Regions from separate parts of the Homo sapiens genome. Here region 2 is linked to region 1. Evidence: read pairs that join two places in POLR2A ChIA-PET (ENCODE). Cell type or tissue: GM12878. All regions are shown on one strand. Each heading gives the region's core, and the rest is flanking DNA. Links, peaks and the distances in the headings are about the cores only.

The links. ChIA-PET counts read pairs that join two places held together with the same protein. Peaks named below come from ENCODE experiments on the same cell type or tissue, not always from the same donor. Only the 100,000 strongest peaks of a DNase experiment are listed, where the experiment ranks them.
Region 2: POLR2A ChIA-PET joins it to region 1 with 6 read pairs; 2 of 35 experiments call an interaction of 5 or more read pairs at or near these places.

The regions. Positions count from the first base shown.
Region 1 is chr15:79,945,869-79,951,515 of GRCh38, forward strand. No RefSeq gene overlaps it. Among named protein-coding and RNA genes, the nearest start is that of BCL2A1, 23 kb to the right of the region's middle. In GM12878, for the core only: no CTCF peak of the experiment used is centred there; no DNase peak of the experiment used is centred there; H3K27ac peaks cover 264 bases.
Region 2 is chr15:80,232,460-80,238,106 of GRCh38, forward strand. The region is part of intron 1 of CTXND1 (cortexin domain containing 1); the gene reads right to left. Among named protein-coding and RNA genes, the nearest start is that of CTXND1, 17 kb to the right of the region's middle. In GM12878, for the core only: a CTCF peak has its summit at 2,551; no DNase peak of the experiment used is centred there; H3K27me3 peaks cover 178 bases.

The sequences.
Region 1 (5,647 bases), core at 282-5,281:
AGTGAAAATCAGAGCCGAGACTGGAGTATCTTGTGGTGCCACAAAGCAAGGACATGCTCTGAAAGGAAGGGAGCATGACAAGAGGGAGCCAGGAGCTGAATCAGGGTTCCCAATGGCTAATGCTTGGACAATCTGAGCAACAAAATAATGATAATCTTACATCATAACCCATAAAATAAATATCCATAGTGCACACTGATATGAATAAATAACTAGGAGAGAAGAGATATGCTTCCTTATCACATAATTCCAGTTAATAAATGTGGAAGGAATAATGGAAATGGAAAATCACCATTAAGCAAACATTGCAGTTATAATTGTTGCAGATGAAAACTGTTGATGGATGCTAAGCTTAGTGGGTGGAAGAATGATGAGAAACATCATAATCACAAAAACACCATAATCTTAAAAATATATCCCCACAAGAAACTTAATAGTGGAGAAACCTAGCAGACACCACCTTAACTGAGTAGTCAATGTTAGCATTACTAATAAGATGACATATGTTCCCCCCAGTATGATGCACTGGAAAGGACACAGCTTTCTGTTGTATTCCTGCCAGAAATGTATAACCTCAATCTAATCATGAAAAACCATCAAACCCAAATTGAGGGACATTCTATAAAATGCCAGACTAGTAATCTTCAGAAGTCCCAAAGTCATGAAAGACAAAGACTGAGGAATTGTCACAGCTTTAAGGAGACATGACAACTAAACTGCACGATCTGTTTTAGATTTTGGACCGGAAAAGGACACTAGTGAGAAAACTGGGGAATACCAGTAAGATTTGTAGATTGGTTAATCATACTGTATCAATGTTAATGTCCTTCTTTGGATAGTCATACTATAACTATATAAGATGTTAATGTTGGTGGCAGCTAGATGAAGTGTACTATTTTTGCAACTTTTCTGTAAAACTAAAATTAGTGCAAAATAAAAGTTCAAAAAATTTTTTAACTGTTAAATAAACATTGTGAAAGCATGTGATAGGAGAGACCATCATATGAAAAACATGGAAATTTTGGTTGACCCTATGTGTTAAGTCAAAAAACATGTAGCTGGGCACAGTGTCTCATGCCAGTAATCCCAAAGCTTTTGCAGGCTGAGAGGGGAGGATCACTTGAGCTCAAGAGTTCACGACTGGCCTGGACAACAAAGCAAGATCTCCATATCTACAAAAAAAATTTAACATTAGCCAGTTGTGGTGGCATACACCTGTGATCCCAGCTACTTGGGAGGCTGAGGCAGGAGGACCACTTGAACCCAGGAGGTTGAGGCTGCAGTGAGCACCACTGCACTCCAGTCTGAGTGACAGGCATTTTATTCACTAGAACTCCTCCTAGGAAAGTACCATGTGTATGACTTCTTTTTTTAAGAAGTACTTCTGGAAGACACTTGGGGTAGAGAGCTAGAAGCCAAAATGATAAAAACATGATCCCTCAACTGCTGTACATAAGATGACTACAGGACTTAAAGTTGCTTCCCAAAGGGAAGAGTAGAGGGAAATCACTCAAATACAAAGAAAAGATTGTGGGGATAAGAAGGCTAGTTTCTCCTGCATTGGAGGGAGAGGAGAGAAGGGGAAAGTCCCTGGAAACAACACAGCCAGGAAGAAAAATTTGAAGAATAAAAATGTCTAAGAGGAATTTTTTTTCAGTTATATTTTATGTGGCCTCTCACCTCTCTCCCCGACAAAATATTCAGTGGTCCTTATTGCACAGTCGTGTGAGTGGATTCTTGTGGGTAAACATAAGGCTGATTAGTATGGGAAAAATTTAAAAACTGGAGGATGAGGCCAGGCATGGTGGCTCACACCTGTAATCCCAGCATTTTGGGAGGCCGCCGCAGGCAGATCACGAGGTCAGGAGATTGAGACCATCCTGGCTAACATGGTGAAACCCCGTCTCTACTAAAAACACAAAAAATTAGCCAGGCATGGTGGTGGGCGCCTGTAGTCCCAGCTACTTGGGAGGCTGAGGCAGAAGAATGGCGTGAACCCGGCAGGCGGAGCTTGCAGTGAGCCGAGATCATGCCACTGCACTCCAGCCTGGGCAACAGAGCGAGAATCTGTCTAAAAAAAAACAAACAAACAAACAAAAAAAACACTGGAGGATGAGAGGAGAATGGGCATCTGGACTACAATAAGGCCAGTGATAATAGGTACCATTTCTGAGTTTACTAAATGCCAGGTGCCAAGTTAAATTTCTTATGTTCCTCAAAATGAACCACAAAGTACTTATTATTACAGTATTTTTATAGAAGAGGAAACAGGTTTGGAAATCCTGTGTCTTGCCCTAGCTCACGTACGTACTACATAAAGGTTATCAGATTCTAACCCAGGATCTCCAAAACTGACACTAAAATGCACCTCCTCCTCTGTCACAGCACTGTTTTATTAGCTCTGTAGCTCTGTTCTTGTTCATCCTGTGAAGTATGAGACCGGCCCATGTTCTGTAGTCACCTGTATCTTCACTGCTCAGCACCAGGCCTGGTGTGGAACGGATGCTCGGCAGATAGCTGCTGAGTCAGTGAGGGAAGGCTGTGTCATGCGACAATGAGGTGGGAAGAGCAACTTATTAAGCTAATAAAATCCCCAGCTGCTGTTGGAAGTCCAGGTCAAGAGAAGAAACCCCATTGTACTCTTTGCTGACGGAGCTATAGCTGAAGCGCTGCACCACACTTTAAGGGTGGTATGGAAAGCTAGTTTTCAGAAGGGGCTGACTTCCTCAGCTCGGGGTGGTAGGTAGTCATTGTAGAAATTTAAAAGAAAAGCCACAGTGTCACCAGGGAAAACCCAATAACCAAGTGCCATGCGGTCTCACTGGTTGTGTTTGGGAAGTACTACCACTAATCAATGTATAAACCAAGTGCCAATTTGCAGGAAGAAATAAAATTATCATGCAAACGATAATACAGTCAGCCTGCACAGAGCATTCTCTCCATTTAGATAGATCAGGAGGTTGCTGGTGACCCCTCCTTCCCCCGTTCCACCATCACCCCCACCCCCACTCCAAGGAAATGACTTTTCAGCTGAAATCACAAGGCTAAGTATGCATTCTTTAGGTGAGAGAGTGAGAACAGGGAAGAGAGAAAAACTGGAAAATTTTTCATGAAGAAACAACTGTATATACAAAGTTTCTAAAGGGAAACATGGCATGATATTTTAGAGGAATTGAAAGGTGGCCACAATGGCTAATCAACCAAGAGCCAAGAGGAGAGAGGCACGAGATGAAGCTGAAGAACCTGGGTCCAGATGACATGAGCTTGTATTTTGTTTGTCTGTTTTTTTTTTTTTTTTTTTTTTTGAGACAGAGTCTCGCTCTGTCACCCAGGCTGGAGTGCAATGGCATGATCTCAGCTCACTGCAACCTTTGCCTTCCGGGTTCAGGCAATTCTTCTGCCTCAGCCTCCCAAATAGCTGAGATTACAGGTTCCCGCCACCATGCCTGACTAATTTTTTGTATTGTTAGTAGTGACGGGGTTTTGCCATGTTGGCCAGGCTGGTCTCGAACTCCTGACCTCAGGTGATCCACCCGCCTCGGCCTCCCCAAGTGCTGCAATTACAGGCATGAGCCACCGCATCCAGCCAGTGTCTGTTTGTTTGTTTGTGTTTGTTTTGTTTTGAGATGGAGTCTCACTCTGTCACCCAGGCCGGAGTGCAGTGGCACAATCTTGGCTCACTGCAACCTCTGCCTCCTGGGTTCAAGCGATTCTCCTGCCTCAGCCTCCCAAGTAGCTGGGACTACAGGTGCCTGCCACCATGCCCCACTAATTTTTTGTATTTTTTTTTTTTTTTTAGTAGAGACAAGGTTCCACCCAGTTAGCCAGGATGGTCTCTATCTCCTGACCTCATGATCTACCTGCCCCCGCCTCCCAAAGTGCTGGGATTACCGGTGTGAGCCACCGTGCCCAGCCATCTGTTTGTTTTTCAATGAACATTTTGGAATAATTTGAAATTCACCTAAAAGTTGCAAAGATAATACTAACAGTTCCCACATATCCTTTATCCAGTTTCCCCAAAGTTAAGATCTTACATTACCATGGCACATTTGACAAAACTAAGAAACACTGATATATTACTATTAAATAGACTCCAAACTTTTTTTTACTGGTTTTTCCAGTGATATCAGTGATATCTATTTTCTGTTCTAGGATCCAGTCCAGGGTACCACACTGTGTCTCTATAGGCTCCTCTTTTTTTTTTTTTTTTTTTTTTTTTTTTTTTTTTTTTTTTTTTTTTTTTTAGTTGGAGTCTCACTCTGTCGCCTAGGATGGAGTGCAATGGCACTATCTGGGCTCAATGCAACCCCCACCTCCCAGGTTCAAGCGATTCTCCTGCCTAAGCCTTCCTAGTAGCTGGGATTACAGGCATGTACCACCACGCTGGCTAATTTTTGTATTTTTAATAGAGACAGGGTTTCACCATGTTGGCCAGGCTAGGCTTGAACTCCTGACCTTGTGATCTGCCCACCTTGGCCTCCCCAAGTGCTGGGATTACAGGTGTAAGCCACCATGCCTGGCCTATAGGCTCCTCTTAAACGTGAAAATTTCCTCAGACTTTTTGTTTTTGATGACCTTGACAGTTTTGAGAAATACTGGTTAGGTATTTTGTAGAATGTCCCCAATTTACATTTGATGTTTTCCTGGGATTATGGGTTTTGGGGAAACAATACCACAAAGACTAAATGCCTTTTCATTACATGATATCAAGGTGTGCTATCAACACAACTTATCACCTTAACCTTGATCACCTGGCCCAGATAATTTTTGTATTTTTAGTAGAGACAGGGTTTCACCATGTTGCCCAGGATGGTTTCAATCTCCTGACCTGTGATCCTCCTGCCTTGGCTTCCCAAAGTGCTGGAATTAATTGAATGATTTTTAAGCAGTATTGTGACATTAGATTTCCTTTTTAAGATTAATACGCTGGCTGTATCAAATGTACCAAATGGAGACAGGTGTAGATATGGATACATGAGTAAAAAGGCTGTGGCCTGGGCCGGTCGCTGTGGCTCACGCCTGTAATCTCAGCACTTTGGGAGGCCGAGGCGGGTGGATCACGAGGTCGGGAGATCCAGACCATCCTGGCTAACATGGTGAAACCCCATCTGTACTAAAAATACAAAAAAAAATAGCTGGGCGTGGTGGGCGCCTGTAGTCCCAGCAACTTGGGAGGCTGAGGCAGGAGAATGGCCAAACCCGAGAGGCGGAGCTTGCAGCGAGCCCAGATCGCGCCACTGCACTCCAGCCTGGGCGACGACTCCGTCTCAAAAAAAAAAAAAAAGGTTGTGGCCGGGCGAGGTGGCTCACACTCCAGCACTTTGGGAGGCCGAGGCGGGCAGATCACCTGAGGTCAGGAATTCGAGACCAGCCTGACCAACATGGAGAAAACCCGTCTCTACTAAAAATACAAAATTAGCCAGGCATGGTGGCACATGCCTGTAATCCCAGCTACTCGGGAGGCTGAGGCGGGAGAATAGCTTGAACCCGGGAGGCGGAGGTTGCGGTGAGCCGCGATCATGCCATTGCACTCCAGCCTGGGCAACAAGAGCGAAACTCTGTCTCAAAAAAAAAGCGGGGATTTGGGGGGGGGTTGGGGGAGGGAAGGGGCCGGGCGCGGTGGCTCACACCTATAATCCCAGCACTT
Region 2 (5,647 bases), core at 238-5,237, 290 kb after region 1:
CTTTAATGATTTTTTGTTGTTGTTTTTAATGGAAAGAATCAATCTTTCTTCTCCAAATAATGAAGTTGAGTGGAACACCATGCATGAGCAGGAGAGTCGTCCTGGCACAAACGCTCTTGCTCAAGGTGCCCTTTCCTTCAAGCCCTTTAAAGCCCCAACAAGAGCCTCAGGCCCAGGCCTCCCTGAACCTGTGTTGCTCTGTCTGTGCCCTGAAGCCCCCAAATAAAACTCTCCATCTCCCCAAAGCACCAGCAGGTAGTTTCTCTTTCACAAGACAGTCAGGTAGACTCAGGTGCTCATGCCTTTGCAATGATTTCCCATCACCATAGTTAAAATCCCAAAGCCCTTCCCAAGTGAAAAACAGAAGCCAGACTACTTGAAGAATGTTCGTTGGAAATTCAGGTCCTGGGCATAATGTCCAGGCTCAGGTTCTGGCTCCTGAACTACCAACAGTGTGATATTAGACGAAAAATGCAACTTCCTTTTTTTTTTTTTTTTTTTGAGACTGAGTCTTGCTCTGTTTCCCAAGCTGGATTGCAGTGGCGCGATCTTGGCCCACTGCAACCTCCGCCTCCCAGGTTCAAGCAATTCTCTGCCTCAGCCTCCTGAGTATCTGGGATTATAGGCGCCCACCACCACGCCTGGCTAATTTTTGTATTTTTAGTAGAGACGGGTTTCACCCTCTTGGCCAGGCTGGTCTTCAACTCCTGACCTTGTGATCCACCCGCCTCAGCCTCCAAAAGTGCTGGGATTACAGGCGTGAGGCACTGTGCCTGGCCAATGCAACTTCTTTAAGTCTCTGTTTCCTTACCTTTAAAATGGAGAAAATAATATCCCAGTGAATTTCACTGGATCTCTGGGAAGAGTAAATGAGAATATATTTCTAAAGTGCTTAGCATAGTTACTCAGCACAGTAACATATTTACTCAATTAAAATATTAGCTGTCATTCTTACTTTTGTTCTTACAGTTTCCCTCTCTAGGTATCCAAGCCTCCAATCTGGCTGCTGGAATACAAGATGCTCCTGTCCTTCAGGCTGCAAACTGCCTGGCTCTTGGTGGCTTCCACAGAAAATAGCCCCTGGTTTCCTCTAATGAGGAGACATCACAGAATGACCAAGTCTCCCAAGGATTCTTCCTCCCTGAACAAAGTGAGCTCAGAGGGCTGGGGGCTACACCACGCCAGGCTCGGATTCTGCCCTACAAAGAGACTGGGGGAGCTAGACAAGCCCACTTCCCCCACAGCGACTCAGACAAACAAAGGCAACCTGCAAGCGACTGACTTTGCTGTCTCGCGGAGTGATTAATCTCCCTGAAATTAATGGCCCCTCAAAGGCAGGCAGCTGCAGTGGCTGTGCGCATCTGAATTGCAGGATTCCTCTGCATGCGTGAAGACATTTAACAGGACAGATGACACGTTGTGGGTGCCCATGGCCCTCAGGAACCCACACAACTTGACCATAGGTTCCATAAGCATGCAGGAATGGGGTCACCACCATGGGGTTCCCTGCCTACCTCCTCCATTCCCATTAACAGAGGTAAAAAAGCTGTCCCTCAGAAGAGGAGCAAGCCTGCGGTGGAGAAGCTAAGTGACCTTGAGCAAGTGAGTGAGCCTGGGTCTTCTCCAGCAAAACCAGCACATTGCTTTGGAGGACTAGGTCCTTTGTGTGCAGAGCATCATGCGGAAATAAGAAAACAAAGAAAGCCCAGCCGTCTTACTTCAATGCATCTACAAACTTATTGGGGGAAGGCTTTGGGGATACGGATTGATTATGGAAACCTGACATTTTAGAGGCTGTTCGTCTGAGACCAGGGGACATTTGGATGAAATTTAGAAAACCAATTATTAAATATGTTTTATTTTCATCCAAGCGATGGGCTAAATCAGTAGAATGATTAGGTTCAGGGATGGGTGGGAATCAGGGGAGAGGTTGGGTCAGGGATAGGGTGAGACAGGGCTGTGTATTATACACAGCATCCTGAAATAACATGTATTATTCCACAATTTGAACATGCCCTTTTTTTTTTTTTTTTTCTGAGAGGAAGTTTCACTCTGTCACCCAGGCTAGAGTGCAGTGGTGCAATCTCAGCTCACTGCAACGTCTACCTCCCGGGTTCAAGTGATTCTCCTGCCTCAGCCTCCTGAGTAGCTGGGAATACCGGTGCATGCCACTGTGCCTGGCTAATGTTTGTATTTTTGGTAGAGATGGGGTTTCACCATGTTGACCAGGCTGGTCTCGAACTCCTGACCACAGGTGATCTGCCAGCCTTGGCCTCCCAAATTGCTGGGATTATAAGCGTGAGCCACTGCTCCTGGCCTCAGCATACTCTTTTGATGGGGCTGTCTTCCATCGCCTGTGTCAAAATGTCCCCTTTATCTAAACAGCTGCACAGTGCACAATCACTCAGGCCAGTTGTGGACAGAAACCTGCCGTGTTTTGTTTCCTGCTTTTGGGGAATGGCCTTCTTCAATGAAGCAGTGACAGCAAGATGCAGAGAGCAGCAGGCTGAGGTTCGGTCCCCAGAGTTTGAGTTATGACTCTGCCCCCCTGGTGGCTGGGTGACCTTGGGCAGGCTGCATGACTTCTCTGTGTCTTGCAACCAGGGCTCTTCCTTTGCCTCTCAGCTGCTCTTCCCTGGAGGGTTGTGGGGGAGGCAAGGAAAGGGGCCCTTGCGGTAGTTCAGCTACTGAGTCACAAGGCAGCCCTCCCAGCCTGGCGGAGCAGATGGAAAACTGGCCTCCTGTGTTCCTCTGTTCAAGATGTCCTATGCAGTCAACCCTTAGGGGCTGGCAGGACCTAATAGATAGCCTGAGCCCCAGAAGCCTAGGGTAAATGTTTTTCTCTCCAGGTACCGAAAGTACATCATAAGGCCAGCTACAGAAGAGATGCAGGTCAAGTGCCCTCCCAATGCAAGGGCCGAGGTGCACACGTGGCCCTGGTGGAGTGCTGGCCAAGATGGCTGGCATCCTTGGCTTAGCATCTCCGAAAGAGCTCGCCCTAAATTATGCTCATTTGCATAACCTAGTTGTGGGCTTGGTTGACAGGGACAGCAAGCATACTGGGAGTGGCATAACGCGACTGTGGAAGACTGCAGGGGAAATCAAGTCCCAGTTACTATTTTCAGCCTTTAACTATCTCCTGAGGGCCAATCTTGCCAGTTGGACATCTTCACTGGGATGTCCTGGGCTGTTGCTCTTGGCTCCATAAAGTTCTTATCGTGTAGTTCTGTAGTTATGACCCAGAACCAACTCCCCTCTACCCACCTGCCACTATCACAGGGCTACCCTACCAATCCCTTCTTCTCCTCAACAGGCTTCAATGTGGCTCTGCCCCTCACTGACTGGGTAGCCTGACACAAATCATTCATTCCTTTGAACCTCAGCTTGCTCATTTGCAAAATGGGGATACTAAATAACTACCTCATGGGATAATGATGAGGACTTAGAGGAATTAATATACATAAAGCACTTAGAAGAGTGTCGGGTTCCTAGTCAGCACTACATAAATATCCCTCAACCAGCTTTCCATCTGGACTTACCTTGTGCTGGGAACCATACTAGATCCTGCAAGTTCAAACTCTTAGCACCACATTTCCCAAAATAATGCTTGATGGAACAGGGTGGGGAACACCCCAGTGATGCTCAGCCTTTTGCGAAACATCCTATGTCATGGTCCTCTCTGGGATATTCTCACTGCATTTGAAAAAGGAACATCTTCCTTTTACTTCCTTTCAAGGTTGGCCCGCTGCTCGTTTCTGTACAGACATAAATAAGAATGGTTTCTACTTTTTTTAATGGTAGGAAACAAAACGATTAAAATCATGACACATGAAAATCATGTGACATTGGGATTTCAGCGAATGTACAGTTCTATGGGAACACAGCAGTGCCTGTTCATTTACACACTGTCTATGGCTGCCTTTGCACTATGACAGGCAGAATTGAGTAGTTGGGACAGACACTACCTAGATTTGCAGTCATGGTAATGCATAATGATGTTTCCATCAACCATAGTGGTCCCGTAAGATTATAATGGAGCTGAGCCAGGTGCGGTGGCTCACGCCTATAATCCCAGCACTTTGGGAGGCTGAGGCGGGTGGATCACCTGAGGTCAGGAGATCGAGACCAGCCTGGGCAACATGGTGGAACGCCATCTCTACTAAACATACAAATATTAGCCAGGTGTGGTGGTGTGCACCTGTAGTCCTAGCTACTTGGGAGGCTGAGACAGGAGAATTACTTGAACTGGGGAGGGAGAGGTTGCAGTAAGCCGATATTGTGCCACTGCACTCCAGCCTGGGTGATACAACAGGACTCGGTCTAAAAAAAAAAAAAAATTATAATGGAGCTGAAAAATTCCTATCACTTAGTGCTTAGTGGCATGGTAGCCCTCTTAACATCATAGTGCAATGTATTACTCACGTGTTTGTGGCAATGCTGTTGTAAACAAACCCACAGCACAGTCAGTTATATAAAAGCATCACACTTACAATTATGTCTAGCACATATACAAAAATTTTACTGGCTTATGTATTTGGTATATTATTTATTGTTATTTAAGAGGATACTCCTTCTGTTTATTAAAAAAACAGTTGGCCAGGCGCGGTGGCTCATGCCTGTGATCCCAGCACTTTGGGACGCCAAGGATGGCAGATCACGAGATCAGCAGATAGAGACCATCCTGGCTAACACAGTGAAACCTCGTCTCTACTAAAAATATAAAAAATTAGCTGGGCGTGGTGGCAGGTGCCTGTAGTCCCAGCTACTTGGGAGGCTGAGGCAGGAGAATGTCCTGAACCTGGGAGGTGGAGCTTGCAGTGAGCCAAGATCGCGCCACTGCACTCCAACCTGGGCGACAGAGCGAGACAGTGTCTCAGAAAAAAAAAAAAAAAAAAAAAGAAAGAAAAAGAAAACAGTGAATTATACAATAGCTTCAGGCAGGTCCTTCAGGAAGTATTCCAGAAGCAGGTATTGTTATCTTAGGAGATGGCAGCTCCATGTGTGTTACTGCCCCTGAAGCCCTTCCAGTGGGATAAGGTAAGTGAAAGACAGATATATTGATGCTCTTGTAGGCTCAGGCTCATGTGATTGTTTGTGTCTTAGTTTTTAACAAAAAAATTTAAAGGTTATAAAATAAAAATAAATTTAAGTAGAAAACACCTTACAGAATAAGGCTATAAGAAAGAAAATATTTTTGTGCAATATTTTGTACACTATGTTTGTGTTTCAAGCTAATATTTTTACAAAACAGTCAAAAAGTTAAAACACACTGGGTGCAGTGGCTCACGCCTGTAATCCCAGCACTTTGGAAGGCTGAGGCAGACAGATCACCTGAGGTCAGGAGTTCGAGACCAGCCTGGCCAACATGGCAAAATCCCATCTCTACTAAAAATACAAAAATTAGCTGGATGTGGTGGCATGCATCTATAATCCCAGCTACTCAGGAGACTGAGGCAGGTGAATCGCCTGAACCCAGGAGGTGGATGTTGCAGTAAGCTGAGATCGTGCCACTGCACTCCAGCCTGGGAGACAGAGTGAGACTCCATCTCAAAAAAAAAAAAAAAAAAAAAATTAAAACAATTTAAGTTTATAAAGCAAAACACTATAGTAAGCTGTTAATTTATTACGGAAGAAACAAAAATTTTAA